Linked DNA regions of Homo sapiens: regions 1 and 2 are each linked to region 3. The links are chromatin loops, found by intact Hi-C in ENCODE. Cell type or tissue: heart right ventricle. All regions are shown on one strand. Each heading gives the region's core, and the rest is flanking DNA. Links, peaks and the distances in the headings are about the cores only.

Region 1 (9,196 bases), core at 1,405-5,404, 460 kb after region 3:
TATGGGAAGCAAACTTGGGGTTCAGAACGCTGCTTCTCAGGCCAGCCGCCCCCTACTTCCTACTCAAGTTGCCCTATTCCTCCATGGACAGGTGTCTGCTGATGGGATCCTCCTGCTTTTGCCCATTTACTCCACCTCCTTATTTATTTTTTTTTTTTCTGTTTTTGAGACAGAGTCTCGCTCTGTTGCCCAGGCTGGAGTGCAGTGGCGCGATCTCGGCTCACTGCAACCTCCACCTCCCGGGTTCAAGCGATTCTCCTCCTTCAGCCTCCTGAGTAGCTGGGATTACAGGCGTGCGCTACCACTCCCAGCTAATTTTTGTATTTTTAGTAGAGATGGTGTTTTGCCATGTGGGCCAGGCTGGTCTCGAACTCCTCACCTCAGGTGATCCACCCGCCTCGGTCTCCCAAAGTGCTAGGATTATAGGCGTGTGAGCCACCGCGCCCGGCCGCATTCACTCCACTTCTAACTGTTCTCAGCTGCCACCTGGTCCCTGGGCCGCTCCATTTTTGGCTTTTGGCGGTGCCCTGCCCACATGGCCACCCCCCATAGCAAGGGTCCTAATTGCTCAAGGACTGCAGGTGGGACACGTTGGCCCCAGAAGCCAGCGTCTTTGGCTGGGAAGTGCTGGGAAGACCCAGGTAAATATTTTGCCTCGATCCTGAGTTGGGAGTCAGGGTCACTCCAGGACAAGCTTAGTGTGAAGTCCTAGGACTGACTTGGCAAGGCGTGGAGAAATTGAGCAGGGCCCTGGCCAAGCATGGAAGGAAGTGAAGCCTCACCAGTGGCCCCTATTCTCCATTATCCTGAGCATAGAAATCCCATCCCTTTCCCACTCACGGCCCTTGGGGTGACCCTTTTCCATTTTGTTCTGAACACTGACCCCACCCCCTAGGTCAAAAGCACAGGCTTCGAGTCCAGGGTTTCGCCACCTCAGCACCCACTGGCATTTTAAGTAGAATAATTTCTTGTGGGAGGGCTACCGGGTGCACAATAGGACATCCACGTGGTCCCTGGCCTCTGTCCTAGATGTCAGTGGCAACACCCACCCACCCCCAGCTCCCAGTTTTGACAACCAAAAGTATCTCCAGACGTTACCAAATGTCTCCTAGGGGCCAAAATCTCCTCCAACTGAGAACTACTGTGTTAGGCACACTTAGATTCAAATTCCAGCTCTTACTAGCTGTGAACTTGTTACCGATAATTTCCCCTCATCTACAACATACGGTGAATAAGGAATTCAAGCCTTGTTGTAGGGATTTCAACATTTAAAAATATTTTAAAAGTTAAAAATGTGCCCGGGCGCGGTGGCTCATGCCTGTAATCCCAGCACTTTGGGAGGCTGAGGCAGGCGGATCACGAGGTCAGGAGATGGAGAACATCCTGGCTAACACTGTGAAACCCCGTCTCTAATAAACATACAAACAATTAGCCGGGCGTGGTGGCGGGCGCCTGTAGTGCCCAGCTACTTGGGAGGCTGAGGCAGGAGAGTGGCGTGAACCCAGGAGGCGGAGCTTTGCAGTGAGCCAAGATTGGGCCACTGCACTCCAGCCTGGGTGACAGAGCAAGACTCCGTCTCAAAAAAAGAAAAAAAAAAAAAAATTAAAAATGTGGCCAGGCACAGTGGCTCATACCTGTAATCCCAGCACTTTGGGAGGCCGAAGCAGGTGGATCACTTTGAGCCCAAGAGTTCAAGACCAGCCTGGGCAACGTGGCAAGACCCTCTTTAAAAAAAAAAAAAATTAAAAAATGGCCTGGCGAGGTGGCTCACACCTGTAATTGTAGCACTTTGGGAGGCTGAGGCAGGCAGATTGCTTGAGCTCAGGAGTTCGAGACCAGCCTGGGCAACATGATGAAACTCTAGCTCTACCCAAAATACAAAACATTAGCCAGGTGTGGTGGTATCTGTGGTCCCAGCTACTCAGGAGGCCGAGGCAGAGGTTGCAGTGAGCCAAGATGGCGCCACTGCACTCCAGCCTAGGTGACAGAATGTGACTCCATCTCAGAAAAAAACGAAAAACAAATTTAATTAGAAAACACCTAGCATAGATTTAATTAGAAAACACCTAGCGTAGATTTAATTAGAAAACACCTAGCGTAGATTTAATTAGAAAACACCTAGCATAGTACCTGCCACACTGGTCCGCAGCTGGTGCACTACTTTTCTCCCTGCCGGATTAGCAAGAGCTGACCCCGCTCAACATGGGCTGACTGGTGGGGCAGCTGCAGCCTCTGTCCCTGACTATCCAAGACATGACCTCCCGGAAACCCAATACTGAGGCTGGCCAAGGGGAGCGGCTAATTTGGTCTGAGATTCCCCAGAGCCCAAAGGTGCTTGCATTGGGATTCAGGGAACACGCTTACTGGGGGCAGTGAGAGGGAAATTCCGGAAGAGAGCTGTTACAGACGTTACTTCTCAAGACATAGCCTGAAGGTTGCTGCATCAGAATTACCTCGCGTACTTGTTAAACATTTAGATAGCTGTATCTCACTCCAGACTCCTGAATTAGAATTATGCCCTAAAGGGCCGGGCATGGTGGCTCACGCCTGTAATTCCAGCACTTTGGGAGGCGGAGGCGGGCGGATCATCTGAGGTCAGGAATTTGAGACCAGCCTGGCCAACATGGTGAAACCCCATCTCTACTAAAAATACAAAAGTTAGCCAGGCGCCTGTAATCCCAGGTACTCGGGAGGCTGAGGCAGGAGAATTGCTTGAACCTGGGCGGTGAAGGTTGCAGTGAGCCGAGATCGTGCCACAGCACTCCAGCCTGGGCGACAGAGTCAGACTCCGTATCAAGAAAAAAAAAAAAAAAAGAATTATGCCCTAAAATTTGAAAACTACTGCCCTAGGGCTCAGATTGGGCCAGGGTTTGAGGCCCCAGGAATCCCAGTGCGCCAGTTCCCAATATTGCTAGGACATCTCTATTCTCGGGAGGAAAGGAGAATTTCAAGAGGTAAAATTAGGTACACTCAAGGTCACTGCTGCAGTGTAACCCCAGTACCGCTAGAGGGCAGGGCACACACAGACTTGCAGACAGAAAAAGTAGTACCTGCTCAATCTAGGTAAACTGAGACCAGCGCAAAGAACAGGTGGACCCAGCCAGCTCTATTGGTACTAAGAAGCAAGCACTACCTTCTAACCATCAAAACATATCCTCTGATTTCAGGTATTTATATCAAAGTTGGGGCTGGGCACTGTGGCTCACGACTGTAATCCCAGCTCTACTAAAAATATAAAATTTAGCTAGGCGTGGTAGCAGGCACCTATAATCCCAGCTACTCGGGATGCTGAGGCAGGAGAATCACTTGAACCCGGGAGGCGGAGGTTGTGGTGAGTCAAGATGGTGCCATTGCACTCCAGCCTGGGCAACAAGAGCGAAACTTTGTCTCGAAAAAAAAAATTAGCTGGGCTTGGTGACGCTGCCTGTAGTCTCAACTACTCGGGAGGCTGAGGTGGGAGGATCACCTGAGCCTGGGGAGGTCGAGGCTGCAGTCAGCTGTGACAAATCACTGCACTGCAGCCTGGGTGACAGAGTGAGACCCTGTGTCAAAAAAAATAAATAAAAAATCACTCGGGCACCATGGCTCACACCTGTAATCCCAGCATTTTGAGAGGCCGAGATGGGCCGATTGCTTGAGCCCAGGAGTTCAAGACCAGCCTGGGAAACATGGCAAAACCTGGTTACTACAAAAATACAAAAAATTAGCTGGATGTGGTGGCACATTCCTGTAGTCCCAGCTACTCAGGAGGCTGAGGTGGGAAGTTCACCTGAGCCTGGAAGGTCGAGGCTGCAGGGAGCCAAGATCACACTACTGCATTCTAGCCTGGGCAACAGAGTGAGACTCTGTCTTAAAAAAAAAAAAAAAAATCAGGCCGGGCACGGTGGCTCACACCTGTAATCCCAGCACTTTGGAAGGCCAAGGCAGGCAGATCACCTGAGGTCGGGAGTTTGAGACCAGCCTGACCAACATGGAGAAACCCTGTCTCTACTAAAATACAAAAATTAGCCGGGCATGGTGGCACATGACTGTAATCCCAGCTACTAGGGAGGCTGAGGCAGGAGAATCGCTTGAACCCGGGAGGCGGAGATTGCGGTGAGCTGAGATCGCGCCATTGCACTCCAGCCTGGGCAACAAGAGCGAAACTCTGTCTTAAAAAAAAAAATCTTCTTAAAAGGGGTGGTGAGGATTACACAAAACAGGGTATGCAAAATGCTTAACAGATGACTAGCTCCTGGTAATGCTCCATACAAGTTTGTTGTAAGTTACTACTGCCCAGGATCATATGACCAAGCACATGAGAGGCTCCAGCTACCCTTCAAGGAAGAGGAGACAGATGAAATCAGATCATGGCTGAGACATTCCTGTTTTCTCTCTCTTTTTTTTTTTTTTTTTGAGATGGAGTCTCACTCTGTTGCCCAGGCTGGAGTGCAGTGGCGCTATCTTGGCTCACTGCAACCTCTGCCTCCTGGGTTCAAGCGATTCTCCTGCCTCAGCCTCCCAAGTAGCTGGAATTAGAGGCGTCCGCCACCACACCTGGCTAATTTTTGTATTTTAGTAGAGATGGGGTTTCTCCATGTTGGTCAGGCTGGTCTTGAACTCCTGACCTCAGGTGATCTGCCCATCTCAGCCTCCCAAAGTGCTGGGTTACAGGCATGAGCCACCGCACCCGGCCCTCCTATTTTCTCTCCTATCAGGCCTAGTTTTCTTTTCTTTTCTTTCTTTCTTTTTTTTTTTTTTTGAGACGGAGTCTCACTCTGCCACCCAGGCTGGAGTGCAGTGGTGTGATCTCAGCTCACTGCAACCTCCGCCTCCCAGGTTCAAGCGATTCTCCTGCCTCAGCCTCCTGAGTAGCTGGGATTACAGGCACCCGCTGCCACACCCGGCTAATTTTTTTGTGTTTTTAGTAGAGATGGAGTTTCCCCAAGTTGGCCGGGCTGGTCTTGAACTCCTGACCTCATGATCCGCCCACCTTGGCCTCCCAAAGTGCTGGGATTACAGGTGTGAACCACCGTGACCGGCCAAGGCCTAGTTTTCCTAAGTGTCTTTATGGGACCCTCACACCTGTACACCAAACTCCTTCAAGAGGCAAACTCTCTCCTAAGAGGGAGACAAAAGAAACAGGGCCAGTGGTTTCACTGTAGACAATGGTCTATCTGTCCTGCAGATGAGTCAGAACTAAGACCCCTTGAGGAATCATGTTGCTTTGGTGCCGGCTGTCTGGTTTCTATTCCATATCCTGTGCCGCACCCTTCCCCCAGCCACAGTGACATCTGGAGGCTCTGACCACAGCTGGCAGGCTCTGTGGTACCGCAGAGGCCAATCTTCAACAGGAAGTCTTGGGGGAACATTTCTTCCCCCAAAACACCAGGCCTCTGGGCCTGGGCCACTTCTCTCCCTCAGACAGCCCAGGGTTTCGTTTTATTTTTATTTTATTTTATTTATTTATTTTTATTTATTTATTTGGTTTTATTTTTATTTATTTATTTTTATTTATTTATTTATTTATTTATTTATTTATTTATTTATTCTTTTTGACGGAGTCTCGCTCTGTTGCCCAGGTTGGAGTACAGTGGCGCCATCTCGGCTCACTGCAAGCTCTGCCTCCTGGGTTCATGCCATTCTCCTGCCTCAGCTTCCCAAGTAGCTGGGACTACAGGCGCCCCCCACCACGGCCAGGTAATTTTTTGTGTTTTTAGTAGAGACGGGGTTTCACCGTGTTAGCCAGGATGGTCTCGATCTCCTGACCTCGTGATCCAGCTGCCTCAGCCTCCCAAAGTGCTGGGATTACAGGCGTGAGCCACTGCACCCGGCCAGTTTTGTTTTTTAAAAAGCCGTGAGAGGGCTGTCAGGAGGCAGTGCTCCTGGGCAGAAAGAAGGCTGGCACCAGTTTCTAAGTCTCCATTCCGCCAGGCGGACAAGCCTCTCTGGCGGTTGTTGGTTATCACTTGTAAAATATAAACAGTAATAACTGTCCTCCCTACCTCACAGAGTGTGTTGCGAGGGCCAAATGGAATGTGACTGTTGAAGTACTTAGGAAAGTTAAAAAGCTCCTTCCTATGGAAGGTGGCATGGAGGCGCCGGGGGGATTCCATGTCAAAAGTCCCAGTTCTGGCCGGGCGCGGTGGCTCACGCCTGTCATCCCAGCACCTTGGGAGGCCGAGACGGGTGGATCACGAGGCCAGGAGTTCGAGATCAGCCTGGCCAACAAGGCGAAACCCCATCTCTACTAAAAAATACAAAAATTAGCCGGGCGTGGTGGCGCGCTCCTGACGTCCCAGCTACTCGGGAGGCCGAGGCAAGAGAATCGCTTGAACCCGGGAGGCAGAGGTTGCGGTGAGCCGAGATCGCGCCACTGCACTCCAGCCTGGGCGACAGAGCAAGACTCCGTCTCAAAAATAGACACAACAGAAGTCCCAGTTCTGCCCCTGGTTGTGCGGTCCGCACTTAACTAAGAGGCTGGCATCTCTGGGAACAGCCTCCGGGACCCGCGCGCTGGTGCGTGCTGGAGGGAGTAGGGAGGGGTGGGGCGGTAGGCATCGCCCTCCGCCGGGCCCGGCTGGAGCTGGCTGGAGACCCTTTCAGCCCCGGGAGGAAGCGGAGCCCAGACCGAGCCAGAGCGGAGCAGCGGGAGGGAGGGCGGGGAGGCCGCCGGGCAGGAAGCGGGGTCCCGCCCGGGCCTCTGGAGCCACGTGCGCTTGTTTCCGTGCTGGGGCGATCACGTGACCCGCGTCAGCTGACCCGTCACGGTGGAGCCCGGTGCTCGCGCCCGGCAGCCTCTGCCCCGCCGCGCCCGGAGCGCAGGACCCGCGGAGGGGTAAGCGCGCCCCCCGTCCGCCTCTTCGCCGCCGCCGGCTTCCTGCGGCCGCCTCCGCCCCAGCCCCTGTCCCGCGCCCATCCCAGCCCCGCCGGCCTGGCACCCCGGAAGCCGTCGCCAGCAGGGCCGTGGCTGGGCTCAGCCCCGCGCTGCCCCCGGGCGGCCTGGAGGAGATGGCCCAGGGCAGCGGGGGGCGGGAAGGCGCTCTCAGAACCCCGGCCGGGGGCTGGCATTCCCCGCCAAGCCCAGACATGCAGGAGCTGCTCCGGAGCGTGGAGAGGGACCTGAGCATCGATCCCAGGCAGCTGGCTCCGGCCCCGGGGGGCACCCACGTGGTGGCCCTAGTGCCTGCGCGCTGGCTGGCCAGCCTCCGCGATCGCCGGCTGCCCCTGGGACCCTGTCCCCGCGCAGAGGGCCTGGGAGAAGCGGAAGTCAGGACTCTCCTGCAGCGCTCTGTGCAAAGGCTGCCTGCCGGCTGGACGCGCGTGGAGGTGCATGGGCTGCGGAAGCGGAGACTGTCCTACCCTCTGGGCGGGGGCCTGCCCTTTGAGGACGGGTCCTGCGGCCCTGAGACCCTCACTCGCTTCATGCAGGAGGTTGCCGCCCAGAATTATCGCAACCTGTGGCGCCATGCATACCACACTTACGGCCAGCCGTACAGTCACAGCCCTGCCCCCTCAGCTGTCCCTGCCTTGGACTCAGTACGGCAGGCTCTGCAGAGGGTCTATGGTTGCTCCTTCCTGCCAGTGGGTGAAACTACCCAATGCCCTTCATATGCCAGAGAAGGCCCCTGCCCCCCTCGGGGCAGCCCTGCTTGCCCTAGTCTTTTACGGGCTGAGGCCTTGCTGGAGTCGCCGGAGATGCTGTATGTGGTACACCCTTACGTACAGTTCTCCCTACATGACGTGGTCACCTTCAGCCCTGCCAAGCTGACCAACAGCCAGGCCAAGGTGCTGTTCATTCTCTTCCGCGTGCTGAGGGCTATGGACGCCTGTCACCGCCAGGGGCTGGCGTGTGGGGCCCTGTCTTTGTATCACATCGCAGTGGATGAGAAGCTTTGCAGCGAGCTGCGACTGGACCTGAGTGCTTATGAGAGGCCCGAGGAGGACGAGAATGAGGAGGCCCCTGTGGCAAGGGATGAGGCGGGCATTGTGTCTCAAGAGGAGCAGGGAGGGCAACCTGGGCAACCCACTGGCCAGGAGGAACTTCGGAGCCTCGTGCTAGATTGGGTCCACGGCCGCATCAGCAACTTCCACTACCTCATGCAGCTGAATCGGTTGGCAGGTCGGCGGCAGGGGGACCCCAACTACCACCCCGTGCTGCCCTGGGTGGTGGACTTCACTACGCCCCATGGGCGCTTCCGAGACCTGCGCAAGTCCAAGTTCCGCCTCAACAAGGGGGATAAGCAACTGGACTTCACGTATGAGATGACACGGCAGGCATTCGTAGCAGGCGGGGCGGGCGGCGGGGAACCCCCTCATGTTCCCCACCACATCTCAGACGTGCTCTCCGACATCACGTACTATGTGTACAAGGCTCGGCGCACGCCTCGGTCGGTGCTCTGCGGACACGTCCGCGCGCAGTGGGAGCCCCATGAGTATCCGGCCAGCATGGAGCGGATGCAGAACTGGACCCCGGATGAGTGCATTCCGGAGTTCTACACCGATCCCTCTATCTTCCGCTCCATCCACCCCGACATGCCTGACCTGGATGTGCCAGCCTGGTGCAGCTCCAGCCAGGAGTTCGTAGCTGCCCACCGAGCCCTGCTGGAGAGCCGCGAGGTATCCCGGGACCTGCACCATTGGATCGACCTCACGTTTGGCTATAAACTCCAGGGTAAGGAGGCTGTCAAGGAAAAGAATGTGTGTCTGCACCTGGTGGACGCCCACACTCACCTGGCCAGCTACGGGGTGGTGCAGCTCTTCGATCAGCCACACCCCCAGCGCCTGGCTGGGGCTCCTGCCCTTGCCCCCGAGCCTCCCCTCATCCCCAAGCTGTTGGTCCAGACCATCCAGGAGACCACAGGCCGGGAGGACTTCACGGAAAACCCGGGACAGCTTCCAAATGGAGTGGGCCGGCCAGTTTTAGAGGCCACTCCCTGTGAGGCTAGCTGGACCAGAGACAGGCCGGTGGCAGGAGAAGACGACTTGGAACAGGCCACAGAAGCTCTGGATTCCATTTCCCTTGCTGGGAAAGCAGGTGACCAGCTGGGCTCCTCCAGTCAAGCGTCCCCTGGACTTCTCTCTTTCTCAGTGGCCTCAGCCTCCCGTCCAGGCCGCAGGAATAAAGCTGCTGGGGCAGACCCTGGGGAGGGTGAGGAGGGGAGGATTCTTCTTCCCGAGGGCTTCAATCCCATGCAGGCCCTGGAGGAGCTGGAGA
Region 2 (10,431 bases), core at 3,999-7,998, 73 kb after region 3:
AGAAAACAGGAAGGACCATTTAGGTAGTGTTATGGACTGAATATTTGTGTCCCTCTAAAATTCATATGTGGACGGCTGGGCGCGGTGGCTCACGCCTGTAATCCCAGCACTTTGGGAGGCCGAGGAGGGCGGATCACGAGGTCAGGAGATCAAGACCATCCTGGCTAACACGGTGAAACCCTGTCTCTACTAAAAATACAAAAAATTAGCCGGGCGTCGTGATGGGCACCTGTAGTCCCAGCTACTTGGGAGGCTGAGGCAGGAGAATGGCGTGAACCCGGGAGACGGAGCTTGCAGTGAGCAGAGATCGTACCACTGCACTCCAGCCTGGGCAACAGAGCAAGACTCCGTCTCAAAAAAAAAAAAATTCATATGTGGACATCTGAACCTCCAATGTGATGGTATTAGGATGTGGGGCTTTGAGAGATGATTCGGTCAGGCAGGCAGAGCCTTCATGAATGACATTAGTGGCTGTTTTTGTTTTTTCTTTCTGGAGATGGAGTTTTGCTCTTGTTGCCCAGGCTGGAGTGCAGTGGTGTGATCTTGGCTCACCACAACTTCTGCCTCCTGGGTTCAAGCGATTCTTCTGCCTCAGCCCCCCGAGTAGCTGGGATTACAGGCGCCCGCCACCACACCCGGCTAATTTTGTATTTTTAGTAGAGACAGGGTTTCTCCATGTTGGTCAGGTTGGTCTCAAACTCCCAAACTCAGGTGATCCACCCACCTCGGGCTCCCAAAGTGCTGGGATTATAGGCGTGAGCCACCGCACCTGGCCAAGCTTAGTGACCTTTTAAGAAGAGATATAGGGGGCCTGGCGCGGTGGCTCACGCCTGTAATCCCAGCACTTTGGGAGGCCAAGGTGGGTGGATCATGAGGTCAGGAGATCGAGACCATCCCGACTAACACGGTGAAACCCCGTCTCTACTAAAAATACCAAAAAATTAGCCGGGTGTGGGGTGGGAGCCCATAGTCCCAGCTACTTGGGAGGCTGAGACAGGAGAATGGCCTGAACCCGGGAGACGGAGCTTGCAGTGAGCCGAGATCACGCCACTGCACTCCAGCCTGGGGGATAGAGCAAGACTCCGTCTCAAAAAACAGAGACACGAGGCTTGCTCTGTCTCTCTGTCTCTGCTGTCTGCCAGGTGGGGACGGAGTGTCCATCTGCAAACCAGGACCCTCGGCCGACGCTGGGTCTGCCTGCACCTTCACCTCAGACTTCCCAGCCTCCAGAACGGTGGGAAATATAGGTTGTTCAAACTACCCAGTCTATGGTAATTTGTTATAGTAGCTTAAACTAAGAAAGATAGTTTTTGTCTTTGTTTTCTTTTTAAAGTGTACAATTCTGGCTGGGTGCGGTGGCTCACGCCTGTAATCCCAGTACTTTGGGAGGCCAAGAGGCCGAGGAGGGTGGATCACCTGAGGTCAGGAGTTCGAGACCAGCCTGGCCAACGTGGCAAAACCCCGTCTCTACTAAAAATACAAAAATTAGCTGGGCGTGGTGGTGGGTGCCTGTAGTCCCAACTACTAGGGAGGGTGAGGCAGGAGAATCCCTTGAACCTGGGAGGCGGAGGTTGCAGTGAGCCGAGATCACACCATTGCCCTCCAGCCTGGACGACGGAGTAAGAATCCGTCTCAAAAAGTAAATAAATAAATGGCACAATTCAGTGGCATTGAGTACATTCCCATTTGTGTAACTACCACTTCTACGTGGTTTGAAAACACCTCATGATTCCAAAAGAAATCACCATACCCGTTATGCAGTCCCTCCCATAGGTTTTAAAACAAGGAGGAAGTGGCCTGGCACGGGTCTCTGACCCAGTACCCCACAGAGACAGCCGGAAGGACTCTGAGCCAGTACCCCACAGAGACAGCCGGAAGGACTCTGAGCCAGTACCCCACAGAGACTGCTGGAAGGACTCTGATCCAGTACCCCACAGAGAAACACTGGAAGGACTCTGACCCGGTATCCCACAGAGATAGCCGGAAGGACTCTGACCCTGTACCCCACATAGATAGCCGGAAGGACTCTGAGCCAGTACCCCACAGAGACCGCTGGAAGGACTCTGATCCAGTACCCCACAGAGAAACCCTGGAAGGACTCTGACCCAGTACCCCACAGAGATAGCCAGAAGGACTCTGACCCTGTACCCCACAGAGATAGCTGGAAGGACTCTGAGCCAGTACCCCACAGAGACAGCCAGAAGGACTCTGACCCAGTACCCCACAGAGACCGCTGGAAGGACTCTGATCCAGTATCCCACAGAGAAACACTGGAAGGACTCTGACCCAGTACCCCACAGAGACCACTGGAAGGACTCTGACCCAGTACCCCACAGGGACCACTGGAAGGACTCTGGCCCGGTACCCCACAGAGACTGCTGGAAGGACTCTGACCCAGTACCCCACAGAAACCATGGGAAGGACTCTGACCCAGTACTCCAGAGGGCCCACTGGAAGGACTCTGACCCAGTACCCGACAGAGACCACTGGAAGGACCCTGACCAAGTACACCACAGAGACTGCTGGAAGGACTCTGACCCAGTACCTCAGAGGGCCCACTGGAAGGACTCTAAGCCAGTACCCCACAGAGACCGCTAGAAGGACTCTGACTCGGTACTCCACAGAGATTGCTAGAAGGACTCTGACCCAGTACCCCACAGAGACCACTGGAAGGACTCTGACCCAGTACCCCACAGAGACAGCTGGAAGGACTCTGACCCAGTACCCCACAGTTCTAAGGAAGAGGGTTAGTCCACGGAGCTGCAGAGGTGCCCGCTCCGGCTCTATGGGGTCAGCAGGAGGTGACTCAGGACCACCTCTGAAGATGGGCTTTGGGTCCTGAGCTCATGCACACAAGCAAATTGGTGTTAAAACCCGACAGCGTTTGCTTGTATTCCTTTCCCCAGTCACTCAGCAACCACTTAATGCAGACAGTGTGCCAGATGCTGAGGCCACTGCCCCGGGGTGAGTTATGAGGGGGTCAGCCTCTCCTTCCTTTGCCTTCCCATCCCCACCGAGAGAGGAGAAGCAACTCCGGCATGGGGTGGGAGGGCAGGACGTTGGGAGGCAGAGGGAACTCCATAGAGCTTCCCCGGAGACTAGGGAGTGGTGGGGAGGACAGGCCACTGGTGCCAACCTGTGACTGCTCCCGCCTATGTCCCCTCCCTCACAGTTCCCCTGGGAGTGCCAGCCCCTTGACCGGTGGGATGCGGCCCACCAAAAACCCAGGGCATCCTTAGCAGAGACCTCTCTCAGACACTGGCAGCTTCAAGGGATTACGTGGCTCAGTTGGCAGCATCTCAGGGGGGTCCAGTGTGGATTTGAGTGTTTTCCTCAAATGCCCGGACGGTGAAAGACTCTTGGGAACTCTGCATAACGCAAGAGGCAAAGGGAAGGAGACTCAGTATGACTAAGATTGATTTCACTTTTGGTAGCCCAGTAGGATAGGGGCTCCGAGATGGGTTGAGCCTAATTCAGGAGTGACATGACAGTTTCTGCATAAAGTTCATGCACATGATACAGAGATGAACAGCACATGCCCCCCAGCTCTCCGGGGACTGGCAGTCTAGTGGAAAACTGCCCGGGCCCCCACATTATTTCTTGAGAACATTCTGAGGAATTTTGTACCCTGGTGATCCTTTATTTGATGTTGTCTCTACAAGTTCGCAAAGTTGCTACAGCCCATTGTGCAGATAAAAAAACGAAACTCGAGTAATTTAGTGACTTTCTTATAGCCTAATAGTATCCGATTCAGCTGGGCAAAGTGGCTCACAGCTGTAATCCCGGCACTTTGGGAGGCCAAGGCAGACACATCACCTGAGCTCAGGAGTTCGAGACCAGCCTGGCCAACATGGCGAAACCCCCTCTCTACTAAAAATATAAAAGTGAGCCTGGTGTGGTGGCAGGCACCTGTAATCCCAGCTACTCGGGAGGCTGAGGCAGGGGGAATCGCTTAAACCCGGGAGGCGGAGGTTGCATGCAGTGAGCCGAGATCGCACCAATGCACTCCAGCCTGGATGACAGAGTGAGACTCTGTCTCAAACCAAAAAAAAAGCAAGTACCATTACCTCAGTAAGTGAACACAATTGTATTGGGGTGTGTGTGTGTGTGTGTGTGTGTGTGTGTGTGTGTAAGTTCTGGGGTACCTGTGCAGGAGGTGCAGGTTTGTTACATGGGTAAACATGTGCCATGGTGGTTTGCTGCATAGATCAATCCATCCCCTGGGTATTAAGCCCAGGATCTATTAGTTATTCTTCCGGATGCTCTCCCTCCCCTGCCCCTCTCCCCGACGGGCCCCAGTGTATGCCGTTCCCTGCCATGTCTCCAAGTATTTGGTTAGTGTGTGTGTTTTAAGAGACAGGGTCTTGCTATGTTGGCCAGGCTGGTCTTGAACTCCTGGGCTCAAGTAACCCCTCTGCCTTGGCCTCCCAAAGTGCTGGAATAACAGATATGAGCCGGCCGGGTGCAGTGGCTCATGCCTGTAATCCCAGCACTTTGGGAGGCCAAGGCAGGAGGACCACCTGAAGTCAGGAGTTCAAGACCAGCCTGGCCAACATGGTGAAACCCTGTCTCTACTAAAAATACAAAATTAGCTGGGCGTGGTGGTGCATGCCTGTAATCCCAGCTACTCGGGAGGCTGAGGCAGGAGAATCGCTTGAACCCGGGAGGTGGAGGTTGCAGTGAGCTGAGATCATGCCATTGAACTCCAGCCTGGGCAACAAGAGCAAAACTCCAGGCCGGGTGCGGTGGCTCAGGCCTGTAATCCCAGCACTTTGGGAGGCTGAAGCAGGCAGATCACAAGGTCAGGAGATCGAGACCATCCTGGCTGACACGGTGAAACCCCGTCTCTACTAAAAATACAAAAATTAGCTGGGCGTGGTGGCAGGCACCTGTAGTCCCAACTATTCGGGAGGCTGAGGCAGGAAAATCGCGTGAACCTGGGAGGCAGAGCTTGCAGTGAGCTGAGATCGCGCCACTGCACTCCAGCCTGGGCGACAGAGCAAGACTCTGTCTCAAAAACAAACAAACAAACAAACAAAAACAGGTGTGAGCCACCATGCTGTTGTGTGTTTTGGGTCTAACGTATGAAGCAAAGGGCTGGTCAGACATCTCATGGGTACCACCACACACGGTCACAAACAACAGGGAGCTGCACCGTGTCCTTGAAGAGAGTGATGACAAGTTGTAAGCTGCTGAGGAAGATAAGGAGGCAGCTCTGTGCAGGGTAGGTTGAGAGGGGTTACATGAGAGGCAGGGCACTGGCTCAGAGGTGGCTGCCATGGAGTCAGGTTGAAAACAACGGGGCCCCAGCCAGTAGAGCACGCAACAGAGGATAGAACAGGAAACAGAGAGGACGCAAGGGCGTGTTCCAGGGTGAAAAACACAAACTGCCATATTCATTTAGTAAAAACTTGCCACTTTTGGGGAAACGATTGTTTTTTGTTTTTGTTTTTGTTTTTTGAGATGGAGTCTCGCTCTGTTGCTCAGGGTGGAATGCAGTAGCGTGATCTCAGCTCACTGCAACCTCCGCCTCCCGGGTTCAAACGATTCTCCTGCCTCATCCTCCTGAGTAGCTGGGATTACAGGTGCCCGCCACCACGCCCGGCTAATTTTTGTATTTTTAGTAGAGACAGGGTTTTGCCATGTTGGCCAGGCTGGTCTCCATCTCCTGACCTCAGGTGATCCGCCCACCTCGGCCTCCCAAAGTGCTGGGATTATGGGCGTGAGCCACCGCGCCCGGCCACTAGAAGAGTTTTACTACACGTGTTACGGAGTAATGAAATGGTTCACTCGTTTCAGCATCAAATCATCTTTTCAAAGTAAACTGCATTTCTAACCGCTTCTTCTTGAGGCAATAAAAAACACAGTGCCATCTCATCTTTATTTTGTGCTACTAGAAGATGCTATCCGTTAAAAATGACTGTGTTCCCCAAGAATGTGTTCATATAATTTTGGATGCAATGCAAAATACTTTTTATGGTGGTCTTCTACCAAACACAAAAAGCAGTACCGAACCTGTGAATGCCGCAAGCTACACACACCCTAGGAGAGAGCGCCCCCTTGTGGGAATCAGTCACATCAACAGATTCAGACACACCAACAGCTGGCTCCAACGCGGGGAGCACTCAACAAGTCTTGACCCTTCTGTGTTCTGATTTCAACAGCTTTGATTGATTGATTGATTGACTGACTGAGACGGAGTCTCACTCTGTCCCTCAGGCTGGAGTGCTGTGGTGCGATATCGGTTCACTGCAACGTCCGCTTCCCGGGTTCAAGTGATTCTCCTGCCTCAGCCTCCTGAGTAGCTGGGACTACAGGCGACCCCCCACCAAGCCTGGCTAATTTTTTGAATTTTTAGTAGAGACGGGGTTTCACCGTGTTAGCCAGGCTGGTCTCGAACCCCTGACCTCGTGATCCGCCCGCCTCGGCCTCCCAAAGTGCTGGGATTACAGGTGTGAGCCACCGTGCCCGGCCCTGCAATTCCTTTTCTAATGAAAAAAGTCATTAGGAGAATAAAATGAATTTGCATGGATAAAGCACTTTCTATGAAAACATAAAACATTTGCTACACAAGTCAATGAATTAATAAACATGGAAAACCACATAACACACATATATTCAATAACACCTGCTTTCAAAGGTGGTCACGTTCTTTCAAAAATAGTTCAGTCCTTCCGTTCTTTGCTCCAGACCCACTTTTATATGACCCAGGACAAAACAGAAAATTTAAAAACATTTTTGGCAGAGAATACAAAATCAGATTAAGTGACAGACCATAGTGATACTGAAAATACATAACTTGAGCCACTTCACAGTTTTGAATGAACAGAGTGTGTAATCCTTTTCATTTCCCCCTAAAAATGATATCTATTTAAAATAGATAAATATTAATGCCTCTCTATTTGGGGCCTAACTATTTACTGTTTTTCACCCAAATAACTCAACATTCTGAAACAAACAAACAAAGGATCTTACTTTTCCTTTGTCTATTATCCCTGATATCTTCATTTTCTCCAAGTAGAAGTATTTTCTCCAAGTGGAAGCAATTTAGCATCTGGCACATGGGGTGGGAAAGCTATTGAAATGGAATGTTTTTCCCTCGCAATAGTACATGCAGTCAACCAACCAAAGTCTGAAGAACACTGAAATCGAGCCAACAAGTTTCTTTTTTTTTTTTTTTTTGTTTTTAAGACAGGGTCTCACTTTGTCACCCGGGCTGGAGTGCAGTGGCACAGTCTCGGCTCACTGCAGCCTCCTCAACCTCCCAGGTTCAAGTGATCCTCCTGCCTCAGCCCCACAAGTAGCTGGGACTACGGGCGCCCGCCACCACACCTGACTAATTTTTGGTATTTTTTATAGAGACAGTGTTTCTCCATGTTGCCTAAGTTGGTCTTGACCTCCTGAGCTCAAGCAGCACTTCCCAAAGTGCTGGGATTACAGGCGTGAGCCACCATGCCTGGCCCAAAATACTTAAAATTCAAGTTAGCTGCACAAATACTACAGTAAGACAAAAGAGGCCGGGCGCATTGGCCCGGGGTCACGAGGTCAGGAGTTCAAGACCAGTCTGGCCAATATGGTGAAACCCCATCTCTACTAAAAATACAAAAATTAGCCGGGCATGGTGGCGGGCACCTGTAATCCCAGCTCCTTGGGACGCTGAGACAGGAGAATCGCTTGAACCCGGGAGGTGGAGGTCGCAGTGAGCTGAGATCATGTCATTGCACTCAAACCTGGGCGGCAGAGCAAGACTCCGTCTCAACAACAAAAAAAAAAAGACAAAAGACAGTCGTGCTGTTAAAACGGAAATACTGGGTGACAGGCAGTGCCACTGTGTGAAGCAGAAGCACCAGCAAGGAAAGCAGAATGGTCTCACCAAGAACACACTGGACTCGGGAGACTGATGACCTGATGACCTGGATTTAAATCTATTCCGCATCATTTCACACCCACTTCACCTTCGACAAGCGTCTCAATACTTAATTTTGTAAAATGAGACTGATAATTTCTATCTTAACCAAAAGATTATTATGAAGCCAAAAAACAGATAATACATGAAAAAATACTGTGTAAGTTACTATAGATCTGTTATCCATATACAATGTTACGTGTTATGACTGCACCTCATCTCACTAATCATATTCTGCCTTGTATCATACTAACCTGAGTATCTGCCTTAATTCCCTCGAGCACCGAGATTAGAAACTCGTATGGGGCCATGTTGGTCTTTTTGAGGCAGGAAAATAGGGTCTGGAGTCAGGGAACATAAGGCACATTCACACTTCAGCTATGACAGGAAACATCCCCTCCGTGGGGCGTAAGCCAAGTAAATGACTTTGTAACTTTCCTACCTCCTCTCCTTTCACATACGGCGTACCCCAAGTAGAGGGTATTCAAACTCACAAAAACTCTGCAAGGCGGCCTCTGAGCCCCTGTGCCCGGGCTGCCCCCACACTGTGGAGTGTGCTTTCATTTCCAATAAATCCCTCACTGCTCCCTTGCTTGCTTTGTGCGTTTTGTCCAGTTCCTTGTTCAAGACGCCAAGAACGGCTGGGCACAGGGGCTGTCACCTGTAATCCCAGCACTTTGGGAGACCAAGGCAGGTGGGTCACCTGAGGTCAGGAGTTCGAGACCAGCCTGGACAACATGATGAAACCCTGTCTCTACTAGAAACACAAAATTATCCAGCTGTGGTGGCGGGCACCTGTAATCTCAGCTACTCGGGAGGCTGAGGTGGGAGAATCGCTTGAACCCAGGAGGTGGAGGTTGCAGTGAGCCCAGATTGCGCCACTGCACTCCAGCCTGGGCAACAAGAGTGAAACTCCATCTCAAACAAACAAAAAAAGTGGGCAAAGGACATGAATAGATATTTCTAGAAGAAGATACACAAACAGGCAACACATATGAAAAAAATGCTCAAAATCACTAATCATCAAGGAAATGCAAATTAAATTACCAGAAGGAGAGACCACCTTACTCCTACAAGAATGGTTGTAATTTAAAAGTCAAAAAGCAATAAATGTTGGCTTAGATATGGTGAAAAGAGAACACTTGGCCGGGTGCAGTGGCTCACACCTGTAATCCCCACACGTTGGGAGGCCAAGGTGGGTGGGTCACTTGAGGTGAGGTCAGGAGTTTAAGACCAGCCTAGCTAATCTGGTGAAACCCCATCTCTACTAAAAATAGAAAAATTAGCCAGGTGTGGTGGCACACGCCTGCAGTCGCAGCTACTAGCGAGGCTGAGGCAGGAGAATCTATTGAACCTGGGAGCCGGAGGCTGCAGTGCGCCGAGATCGCGCCACTGCACTCCAGCCTGGGAGACAGCGAGACTCCGTCTCAAAAAAAAAAAAAAAAAAAAAAAAAAAAAAAGAGTTCGAGACCAGTCTGGCCAATATGGTGAAACCCCGTCTCTAATAAAATACAAAAATTAGCCGGGCATGGTGGTGTGCACCTGTAGTCCCAGCTACTCAGGAGGCTGAGGCAGGTGATCCACCCGCCTTGAGCACCCATGTCCAGCCCAGAAAAACAAATTTTAAAAAGAATCAGGGCCAGGCACAGTGGCTTGTGCCTGTAATCTCAACACTTTGGGAGACTGAGGCGGGAGGATCGTTTCAGCCCAGGAGTTCGAGACTAGCCTGGGAGAAACTCCATCTCAACGTGGAGAAACTCCGTCTCTACAAAAAATACAAAAATTAGCTGGGCCTGGTGGCACGCATGTAGTCCCAGCTACTCGAGAGGCTGACGTGGGAGGATCACTTTAACCGGGGAGGCAGAGGTTGCAGGAGCTGAGATTGTGCCACTGCACTCCAGCCTGAATAACAGCGTGAGAATCCGCCTCAAAACAAAGAAACAAAAACCACACACACACACACACACACAAGTTGTACTAGTGGTTCCAGCCAGTGCAAGTGGGCAAGATAAACGCATAAAAGAATTAAAACTGTATAGATTCATAGACATGATTATGTAGAAAACCTGAAGGAATTTACAAGCAAAAGAAAGCAGCCCACTAGAACTAATACGTCCGTTTAGCAGGGTTGCAGACTAAAATATTAATAGACAAAAATAAATTATATTTCTTTAAAGTAGCAACGAGCAATCAAAAGAAAGCTTTGAAATGTAAAAAGCAAGCATTTGCAGTCCCATCAAACATTATTAAATGCTCAGGGGAAGATGTGAGACAATCATTGACAGACCTGTACACACTGAACAGCACAAAACATTACTTAAGTTAAAGAAGGCCCAAACAGGCCGGGCGCGGTGGCTCACGCCTGTAATCCCAGCACTTTGGGAGGCCGAGGCGGGCGGATCACGAGGTCAGGAGATCGAGACCAACCTGGCTAACGCGGTGAAACCCCATCTGTACTAAAAATAGAAAAAATTAGCCGGGCGTGGTGGTGCGCTCCTGTAGTCCCAGCTACTTGGGAGGCTGAG
Region 3 (10,431 bases), core at 2,771-6,770:
ATCTCCTGACCTCGTGATCTGCCCACTTTGGCCTCCCAAAGTGCTGGGATTACAGGCGTGAGCCACCGCACCCAGCCACGACGGTGCGTTTTTCAAAGGCTGCTATTTCATTGATGAACGCATTGACTTACTCAATCCCAAATCTTTAGAGCAAAAGTATCAAATGTCAATTTTTTGTATCAGCAGCCTCTCCAGCAGTGACCTGAGACAGGCTTTCACAGCTGGGCTGCCAAGGATATGTCTATTAATTGATTTTGTAGAATCTGTGTCATCACTAATTGGGGATATTTGCATTTCAAAAGAGGCAGAGTTCAAGTTCAAGCCATTCTTCCTCTCCTTCTTTTGACTAAGAAGGGGCTCTTTAACGACAGAATTCCACCTTGTTTATCTCTGCATCTTCCAAGCACCTCATGGTCCTTATAAAGATTAAGGCGGGGTGGGGGGACGCGTGGTGCGTCACGCCTGTAATCCCAGCACTTTGGGAGGCCAAAGTGAGGGGATTGCTTGAGCCCAGGAGTTCAAGACCAGCCTGGGCAACATGGTGAGCTCTGTCTTTACAAAACACACAAAAATTAGCCAGGCGTGGTGGCAGGCGTCTGCAGTCCCAACTACTCATGAGGCTGAGGCGGGAGGGCTGCTTTGAGCCAGGAGGCAGAGGTGACAGCCGTGATCACACCATTGCACTCTAGCCTGGGCAGCAGAGTCAGATCCTGTCTCAAAAAGAAAGAAAAAGCGCTAACACGGTGAAATCCCATCTCTACTAAAAACACAAAAATTAGCTGGGTATGGTGGCGGGTACCTGTAATCCCAGCTACTCAGGGGGCTGAGGCGGGAGAATCGCTTGAACCTGGGAGGCAGAGGTTGCATTGAGCCAAGATGGCTCCACTGCACTCCAGCCTGGGTTTGGGCGACAGAGCAAGACTCCACCTCCAAAAAAAAAGAAACAAAGAAAGAAAAAAAAAGATCAAGCCTTACAATCAAGATATACACATTAAATGGACTCTGACCATCCGTATTCCTTCAGACTCCTCACATTGCAAACAACGGCTTAAGTAACAGGTCAATACACTGCTTCAATAATAAAGAGGGTATTTTGGCCCATGTAACTGAAGAGTTTTGGGATAGATCTTTAGGCGTGGTGAGATCTAGCGTTCAAACAATGTAACCAAGAGCCTGGTTTTTCTCTTAACACATTTCCCGGCTCTCTTTTCTTGTTGCAAATAGCTCCATTCTCCAACCTGCTCCCGTCTTCACGGTTGCTCGATGGACAGTCATTTCCCAGAGCTAGAGCCATGCTCATGTATGTCCAGCAGGTGTGAGTCTATTCAGTCAATTTCCACACAAGCAGGAGGTATTTCATTCCTGGCAGCTCCAGCAAAATTCTCTGGGTATCTTACTGGCTCTGACTGGCAACTGCCTGTCCCTGAACCATGTGCTGTGGCCAAGAGGGGAGTCTCCGACAGGCATAAGCCAATCCCATTCGAAGTGCTGAGGACAAAGGAATGGAGATGCTCCAACAGAAAAGGGAGTTGTTTTTTTTTTTTTTTTTTTTTTTTTTGGACAGGGTCTCACTCTGTCGCCCAGGCTGGAGTGCAATGGCACGATCTCAGCTCACTGCAAGCTCCGCCTCCCGGGTTCAAGCGATTCTCCTGCCTCAGCCTCCTGAGTAGCTGGGGCTACAGGTGCCCACCACCATGCCCGGCTACTTTTTGTATTTTTAGTAGATATGGGGTTTCACCATGTTGGTCAGGCTGGTCTTGAACTCCTGACCTCAGGTGATCCACCCGCCTCAGCCTCCCAAAATTGCTGGGATTACAGGCGTGAGCCACCGCACCCGGCCAAGAGAGATCACTTTAGTGAGAGAACGGAGGGTGGACGCCAGGAAAACAAGCAGAAATGGAAACCACACCGGCCAGCTCCTGGCGGGTGGAGGTGCTGGGTGGGAGCAGTTTCCTTCCTGGCTTCTTTCTCCGGCGCTCACTGCAGCAGCTTCAAGGGTGAGAGTTGGAGGCCACAGAGCCGGGGCCCATCCGGCTGTATGTGTGCGGGTGGGGGTCGGGGGACAAAGGCTGACGCCCCATGCTCACCAGTCCACCCCTCGCCAAGCTTCCCCGGCTGCCCAGCACTTCCTTCTTCCTTTCCCTCACCTGCCAGACTCCTATCTCTGAGGCAGTTCTGATCTCTTTGATCATGTTCACCTGCCTCAATTTCATGCACATGAGGGAAATTTTTCTGACTCCTTGTAGGCCTGAAACCCCTTTTTTAATTCTACTTTTTTTTTTTTTTTTTTTGATGGAGTCTTGCTCTGTCATCCAGGCTGGAGTGCAGTGGCACGATCTTGGCTCACTGCAACCTCCACCTCCCAGGTTCAAGCAATTCTCCTGCCTCAGCCTCCCAAGTAGCTGGGATTACAGGAATGCACCACCGAACCCGGCGAATTTTGTATTTTTAGCAGAGACGGGTTTTTGCCATGTTGGTCAGGCTGGTCTTGAACTCCTGACCTCAGGTGATCCACCCGCCTCGGCCTCCCAAAGTGCTGGGATTACAGGCATGAGCCACCGCGTGCGGCCTATTTCTACTTTTTAGAGACTGGGTCTCGCTTTGTCGCCCAGGCTAGAGTGCAGTGACGTGATCTTTGCTTACTGCAGCCTCAAACTCCTGGGCTCAAGGGATCCTCCCACCTCAACCTCCTGAGTAGCTGGGACTACAGATGCATACCACCACCCCCAGCTAATTTTTTAATTTTTCGTAGAGACAGGGTTTCTTAATAATAATGATATGACAATATTGATTCGTTAATTGTAATAAATGTACTACAGTAATGTGATATGTTAATAACAAGGAAATGGGTTCAGGATACATGGGGGACTCTTGGTATTCGCTTCTCAGTTTTTCTGTACATCTTTTTTTTTTCTTTCTTTCTCTTTTGAGGCAAAGTTTCACTCTTGTCCCCCAGGCTGGATTGCAATGACACAGTCTCCACTGACTGCAACCTCCACCTCCTGGATTTATGCGATTCTCCTGCCTCAGCCTCCCAAGTAGCTGGGATTACAGGTGTGTGCCACCACATCTGGCTACTTTTTGTATTTTTAGTAAAGACGGGGTTTCACCATGTTCGCCAGGCTGGTTTCAAACTCCTGACCTCCAGTGATCCACCCACCTCAGGCTCCCAAAGTGCTGAGATTACAGGCAGGAGCCACTCGCTCGGCCTAGTTTTTCTGTACATCTAAAATCATTCTAAAAAATAACGTTCATTAAAGCACAAAAAATGGGTGGCCGGTCGCGGCGACTCACGTCTGTAATCCCAGCACTTTGGGAGGCGGAGGTGGGTGGATCACGAGGTCAGAAGTTCGAGACCAACTTGGCCAACATGGTGAAATCCCATCTCTACTGAAAATACAAAAAATTAGCCGGGCTTGGTGGCGCATGCCTGCAATCCCAGCTGCTCGGGAGGCTGAGGTGGAAGGATTGCTTGAGCCCAGGAGGTCGAGGCTGCAGTGAGCTGTGATTATGCTACTGCCTCCCAGCCTCAGTGACAGAATAAGACCCTGTCTCAAAAAGCAAAAACAAAAAACAAAAAAACACCCCCCAAAAACCCATGAAAGATCAAAAAGCAACTGGAGAGAGGGAATAATAGCTAGCGGCTCAAAGTGTACCTTCTGTGAGGGTGGGAGTGGAGATGCTTCCCCCACCGCCCCAGCAGCAGGGTTATCTTCAGACAGCAGGACGTGCAAATGGGTGCAGACAGATCTCTTTGTGGGCCCAGGCAGGAAGCTGAGGGTTCGCATCTGATGGTATCAATTTTTCCTCTGAGACAGGAGAGGTGGGCTACGTGCAATGAAACTGCGGGTTGTACATGATGAAGACCTGAAGGTCCTCCAAGAGAAGTGCAGGAAGAACCTGACCAGCGCAAAAGAGCAGCTTCCTCTCCCAGCACAGATGACAAGACATAAAACTTCAGCTTTTGCAGGGGCAGCCCCAGGTGGACAGCACCAAGCAGCAGGGCCTTAGCCCAACAAGAGGCCTGAACTGAGCGCTTCATGGGGTTCAACTTTTTTCTTTTTTTTTTGAGACGATGGAGTCTTGCTCTGTCGCCCAGGCTGGAGTGCAGTGACGTGATCTGGGCTCACTGCAACCTCCACCTCCCAGGTTCAAGCGATTCTCCTGGCTCAGCCTCCCAAGTGGCTGGGATTACAGGCGCCCGCCACCACGCCCGGCTAATTTTTGTATTTTGGTAGCGACGGGATTTCGCCATGTTGGCCAGGCTGGTCTCGAACTCCTGACCTCAAGAGATCCGCCCGCCCAGGCCTCCCAAAGTGCTGGGATTACAGGTGTGAGCCACCGCGCCCGGCCTGGAGTTCCACTTTCTGACCAGAAGAGGGCGCCGGGGTTCCACTTTTGTTCTTCACGCCCCACGTTTCTCTTTCCAAAGTTGCTAAGGTTTGGAGTCTAGGAATAAAAAGTTCCCTTCTGAGTCCGCCACAATGATGGCGGGAGGCGGTGGGAGGGTGGGCGATGGTTTTGTTCCTTTGCTCGTTCACCCCGGTGGGGAGCCGGGGAGCCAGGGAGCAGAGTGTGGGAACTGGGTGGAGATGTCTGCGGAACGGTCACCCGGACACGGGAACACGGCTCTGAACGTCGGGAGAGAAGCTGCAGCTGAAAGGAGACATTTGACCTTTAAGGGATTGTCGGAAGAAGAGGAGCCGATCAAAAGGGACAGAAAAGGAGTGAGTGGGGAGAGATGCCAAAGAGAGGAGCCCAGTTCCCGCCGGGCACGCGGTTCAGCCTGTAGTCCCGGCGCTTTGCCAAGCGAGGCGGGCGGAGTTCGAGACCTGCCTGGCCCACAAAATGAGACCCACCCCACCCCCATCTCTACAAAAATAAAATACAAAAATAAATTAGCCCGGCGTGGTGACGGGCGCCTGCAGTCCCAGCTGCTCGGGGGAGGCTGAGGCAGGAGAACGGCGTGAACCCGGGAGGCGGCGCTTGCAGTGAGCCGAGATCGCGCCGCTGCACTCCAGCCTGGAGACCGAGCGAGACTCCGCCTCAAAAAAAAAAAATTAAATAAATAAAGTAATTGAGAACGGAAGCTTTGCAGTCAGGGGAAACTTACTGAGACTCAGTTTTCTCATCTGAAAACGGGGCGACGGATAACAAGGACCGTGAAGAATCCCCCAACGCGGGCGCCCCAGCTCAGAGCCCGACCCTGGGAGGCTGGAGCCGAGGGAAGCGCCAGGAGCGGGGTCCGCAGCCTCGGCCCCTCCCGCGACCCCCACTTGCGGCGGGATTCAGGCGGCGGCGACCCCCGAGTCCCTCCCCTGGGGCGCCTCCCGACGCGTCCCGGCCCCGGTCTTAGCTCATAAATCTCCTTCACACAGAGGCCCATAAATCAGGGGCGGTGGAGGGACCCCCCAGCTCCCCGCCCCCGCCCCACTCCTGGAGAGGCGGGGGGGGGGCGCAGGAAGCCCCTGGGATGGGGACCGCGGCTTGTTAATTACAGGTCGCGGGGCCTGATTTATGGGGGGGGCGGGCCGCATGCTGCGCGGGGGCTGGGCATGTCTGGGGGAGCCCGGACGGGTTCCAGGAGGCCTGAGGGGCTCCCAAGTTCTCAGGGCCTTGTTGAAATGACAGTCTGGAGCGTGATCAACCGTAACATGTTCCTATGTAAATAAAATATAAACGTAATAATACGCATGGCTAAGGCAATGGAGAGACTGTGTGCCCAGCTGTGCTAAACGCTGTATCAACTCTCCAAATAGTTACTGAATGCCTATTGGGTGCCAGGAATCTTGTGTGTATATATATTCTCTCCCGAACCTCCCCAGGCAGCTCTGAAAGTTAGTCCTTACGGTTCCCATTTTGCAGATGGAGAAATGAAAAGAGAAGTGATCGACTTGCCCAAGTTCCCTTGATTAATAAGTAGTGGGTTCAGGAATCATACACCTCGTCTCTGTCCTCCAAGCTTAACCTGCTTGGACTAGGTTATCCTACCACCTGCTTCGCTGTCTTCCTGCTCCACCCATGAGCTGTGTGACGTTGAGCAAGCGTCTTAGCCTCTCTGAGCCTCAGTTCTCCTCACTGATAAAAGAGCATTCTGCCCTATCTACCTCACAAGGAGTTAGGAGGATCCAATTTAAAGGGAGTTTATGAAAGTGCTTTAAAAATTCTCTCTAAAGTTCTATATGAGGCTGGGTGAGGTGGCTCACGCCTGTAGTCCCAGCACTTTGGGAGGCTGAGGCAGGCAGATCACTTGAGGTCAGGAGTTTGAGACCAGCCTGGGCAACATGGTGAAAACCCATCTCTACCAAAAATACAAAAATTAGCTGGGCATGGTGGCATACGCCTGTAGTCCCAGCTACTTGGGAGGCTGAGGCAGGAGAATCGCTTGAACCGGGGAGGTGGAGGTTGCAGTGACCGAGATCACGCCATTACAATCCAGCCTGGGGGAAAAAAAATTCTGTATGAAAGAGTATTAGGCCGGGCGCAGTGGCTCATGCCTATAATCCCAGCACTTTGGGAGGCCGAGGTGGGAGGATCACGAGGTCAGGAGTTCGAGACCAGCTTGACCAACATGGTGAAACCCTGTCCCTCCTAAAAATACAAAAATGAGCCAGGTGTGGTAGCGTATGACTGTAATCCCAGTTACTCAGGAAGCTGAGGCAGGAGAATCACTTGAACCCGGGAGGCGGAGGTTGCAGTGAACCGGGATCTCGACACTGCACTCCAGCCTGGGCCACAGAGCAAGACGCCGACTCAAAAAAAAAAAAAAAAAAAAAAGAAAGAGTATTAGTTTAAGGTGACTTTAGGTACTGTAATGGATAAATCCCCAAATCTCAGTGGCTTAAACATGAAGATTTATTTCCTGCTCATGGAATCATTCATGTGGTGTCTCTGGTCAGGTGGTATTCCTGGGCAGCAATCCCCCAGCCATGATTGAGGGCCCCAGACTTCTTCCTCTTGTACCTCTGCCGTCTTCAGCTTGTGGCCCCCATGGCTGGCCTAGGGGACCTGAGGCCAAGAGGACCGGGCATGGAGGCTGCAGAGGTTCGGGTGGGAAGTTCGTATGGGTGGGCCTGCAGGTGGCACGCATCAGTCCTGCTCACAGTTACCAGAGAACTCAGTCGACTGCAGGAAAGCCTGAACTGCTGCATTCATTACGTCTTGTGAAGAACAGGTGACCTCAAAACCGACTGCTTTAAGACAACCATAAACATGTGTTAGTTCAGTGTCTGTGAGTCAGGGTTTTAGGAGCGACCTTCCTGGGTGGTTCCCTTCTCCTCTTGTTCATGATGGAGGATGCACGTGAGTCCCAGAGCTCCTGCAGCCCTTTTGCCACTATGAGGGAAGCCACCTTGAGAAAGAAAATATGGGTCAGGCACGGTGGCTCACGCCTGTAATCCCAGCACTTTGGGAGGCCGAGGTGGGTGGATCACAAGGTCGGGAGTTCGAGACCAGCCTGGCCAACGTGGTAAAACCCCGTGTCTACTAAAAATACAAAAATTAGCCGGGTGTGGTGGCACATGCCTGTAATCCCAGCTACTTGGGAGGCTGAGGCAGGATAATTGCTTGAACCTGGGAGGCAGAAATTGCAGTGAGCTGAGATCTTGCCACCGCACTCCAGCCTGGGCGACAGCGAGACTCCGTCTCAGGGGGAAAAAAAAAAAGCAAGCAAGAAAATACGGAAAAAGGCCGGGTGCAGTGGCTCAAGCCTGTAATCCCAGCACTTTGGGAGGCCGAGGCGGGCAGATCACAAGGTCTGGAGATTGAGACCATCATGGCTAACATGGTGAAACCCCGTCTCTACTAAAAATATTTTTAAAAATTAGGCGGGGGTGGTGGCGGGCACCTGTAGTCCCAGCTACTCGGGAGGCTGAGGCAGGAGAATGTCGTGAACCCGGAAGGCGGAGCTTGCAGTGAGCTGAGATCGCGCCACTGCACTCCAGCCTGGGGGACAGAGCGAGACTCCGTCTCATAAAAAAAAAAAAAAAGAAAAGAAAATACGGAGAAGAGGTATGAAAGAATCACAGAAGAAGAGTTATAGACCAGGCGAAAGGATAATCAAATTCCTGTGGAAGTGTAAAGGGCCAAGAACACCCAACAGAATTCTGAAAATGAAAAACGAGACTGCAAGATTGCCCAGGCAGACAGGCATTACCCAGAAATGGTTGGAGGTGGCTTGGTAGATATGTGGCATTACACATCACTGGAGGCAGGGTGAACAGGTCACCAAAGGGAGCCGGAAAGATTGGTAACTGGGTTCCAAGGATGACAATAATAATTAAAGCAATAATAATAGCAGCAATAGGAATGTAGTAATGGATGCCATTTATTGACACCTACACAGTGTTAGAAATATACTTTTTTTTTTTTTTTTGAGGCAGGGTCTCGCTGTGACCCAGGCTGGAATGCAGTGGCTCAATCATGGCTCACTGAAGCCTCGACTTCTCGGGCTCTAGCTGGGATCACAGGCACGCACCACCATGCCCAGCTAATTTTTTTTTTTTTTTAGAGACGGGGTCTTGCTATGTTGCCCAGGCTGGTCTGAAACTCCTGGCCTGAAGCAATCCTCCTGCCTTGGCCTCCCAAAGTGCTGGGATGACAGGCAGGAGCCACCGCACCCAACCAGAAGTCTACTGTTGGTTTCTCTCGCTGTTTCCTCACACCAAATCCACAAGGGAAGTATTATCTTTTTTCGTTTTTGGTGTTTTTTTTTGAGATGGAGTCTCTGTCACTCAGGCTGGAGTGCAGTGGTGAGATTTCGGCTCACTGCAACCTCTGCCTCCCAGGTTCAAGCAGGTAATGCCTGTCTGCCTCAGTCTCCCAAGTTGCTGGGATTACAGGTGCACGCCACCAGGCCCGGCTAATTTTTGTATTTTTAGTAGAGACGAGGTTTCACCTTGTTGGCCAGCCTGGTCTTGAACTCCTGACTTCAGGTGATCTGCCCTCCTCAGCCTCCCAAAGTGCTGGGATTACAGGCGTGAGCCACCGCGCCCGGCTAATTTTTGTATTTTTAGTAGAGACGGGGTTTCACCATGTTGGCCTGACTGGTCTTGAACTCCTGACTTCAGGTGATCTGCCCTCCTCGGCCTCCCGAAGTGCTGGGATTACAGGCGTGAGCCACCGTGCCCGGCCTATAATTCTTCTCAAACAGATGAGAAAGCCCAACCTCAGGAGGGTAGCAAAGATCTCTTGAGCCCACACATGGCTCTCAGCCTCCTGGGCAGCAGGTAGGAACCCTGTTTTTCCTCCCAATAACAGAGCTCTTTCCTGAGAGTTCCTGGCCTTCAGCAGCCCTGGGCCCGGGAGGCAGAGCTCGCTGTCCACACCAAGCCAGCACCCACCTACCCACCACCACCCGCCCTCCCCACACCGCCCTGGACCTGGAATTCCTACTCCACACTGACTCTGGGACGGAGCTAAGCCTGATTAGACCCCAGCTAAAAGCACAGAGGCCTCTTTGTCATTTCTTTAACGAGAAGCCAATCGCCAGGTCATTAGTGGGTGGAGGTGATGAGCAGTTTGGTACTGGGGTGGGAGGGAGGAGAATGCTCTTGTTTATCTGGATGATTTACAGCTGCAGTGGCCAAGCTGGCTGGGGAAAGGAGCAGAGGGTAGGAAGAAGAGAAAGTTAATATTCACAGAGTTCCTTCTAGGAGCCAGGCCCTGTACTGACAGCGTAAAAACACGGTCTTTCATTTAATCCTACAACAAACCTGACAAAGCAGTACCACTGCATACCTCATTTTACAGACAAGGAAACAGAGGCTCAAACAAGTGAAGCATCAGCCAGGCGCGGTGGCTCACGCCTGTAATCCCAGCACTTTGGGAGGCCGAGGCAGGCGGATCACCTGATGAAGCAGTACCATTGCATACCTCATTTTACAGACAAGGAAACGGAGGCTCAAACAAGTGAAGCATCAGCCAGGTGCGGTGGCTCACGCCTGTAATCCCAGCACTTGATGGGAGGCTGAGGCAGGCGGATCACCTGAGGTCAGGAGTTTGAGACCAGCCTGCCCAACATGGTGAAACCCCCTCTCTACTAAAACTACAAAAATTAGCCAGGCATAGTGGCAAGCACCTATAATCCCAGCTACTTGGGAGGCTGAGGCGGGAGAATCGCTTGAACCTGAAAGGTCGTGGTTGCAGTGAGCCAAGATCATGCCACCGCACTCCAGCCTGGGCGACAGAGCAAGACTCCGCCTCAAAAAAAAAAAAAAAAAGAAAAGAAGTGAAGCATCTTGGCCCAGGCTACGCAGCTCATAAATGATAATCTTATTCCAGAGCCTACACAACACCCTGCTGTTCAGTGTTACAGGCAGGGCTGGGGTGAGTGCAGGTGAAGGACCAAGCAATATTCCAGATTAGAGCAAGAAAGAACAAGTTGTCGGCAGGTGCTGGATGGAGGGACGCTGCTCTGTGGGCTGGGAGTGG

Evidence for each region. Hi-C counts contacts between places; a loop is a spot of excess contacts. Peaks named below come from ENCODE experiments on the same cell type or tissue, not always from the same donor. Only the 100,000 strongest peaks of a DNase experiment are listed, where the experiment ranks them.
Region 1: a loop joins it to region 3, with 4 times the contacts of the local background. A loop is called at or near these places in 3 of 110 quality-filtered maps.
Region 2: a loop joins it to region 3, with 12 times the contacts of the local background. A loop is called at or near these places in 59 of 110 quality-filtered maps.

The regions. Positions count from the first base shown.
Region 1 is chr17:1,717,970-1,727,165 of GRCh38, forward strand. It overlaps WDR81 (WD repeat domain 81), which reads left to right and starts at 6,735. Exons shown (of 10, transcript NM_001163809.2): 1 at 6,735-9,196. The coding sequence starts at 6,991. RefSeq lists an enhancer at 6,298-6,798. In heart right ventricle, for the core only: CTCF peaks have their summits at 3,008 (motif pointing right) and 3,213; DNase peaks (open chromatin) are centred at 3,022 and 5,262; H3K27ac peaks cover 3,141 bases.
Region 2 is chr17:1,326,670-1,337,100 of GRCh38, forward strand. No RefSeq gene overlaps it. Among named protein-coding and RNA genes, the nearest start is that of TRARG1, 52 kb to the left of the region's middle. In heart right ventricle, for the core only: CTCF peaks have their summits at 6,066 (motif pointing left) and 6,265; DNase peaks (open chromatin) are centred at 5,272 and 6,072.
Region 3 is chr17:1,254,904-1,265,334 of GRCh38, forward strand. No RefSeq gene overlaps it. Among named protein-coding and RNA genes, the nearest start is that of BHLHA9, 10 kb to the right of the region's middle. RefSeq lists a silencer at 8,912-9,087. In heart right ventricle, for the core only: CTCF peaks have their summits at 4,373 (motif pointing right) and 4,576; DNase peaks (open chromatin) are centred at 4,378 and 4,828; H3K4me3 peaks cover 1,347 bases; H3K27ac peaks cover 611 bases.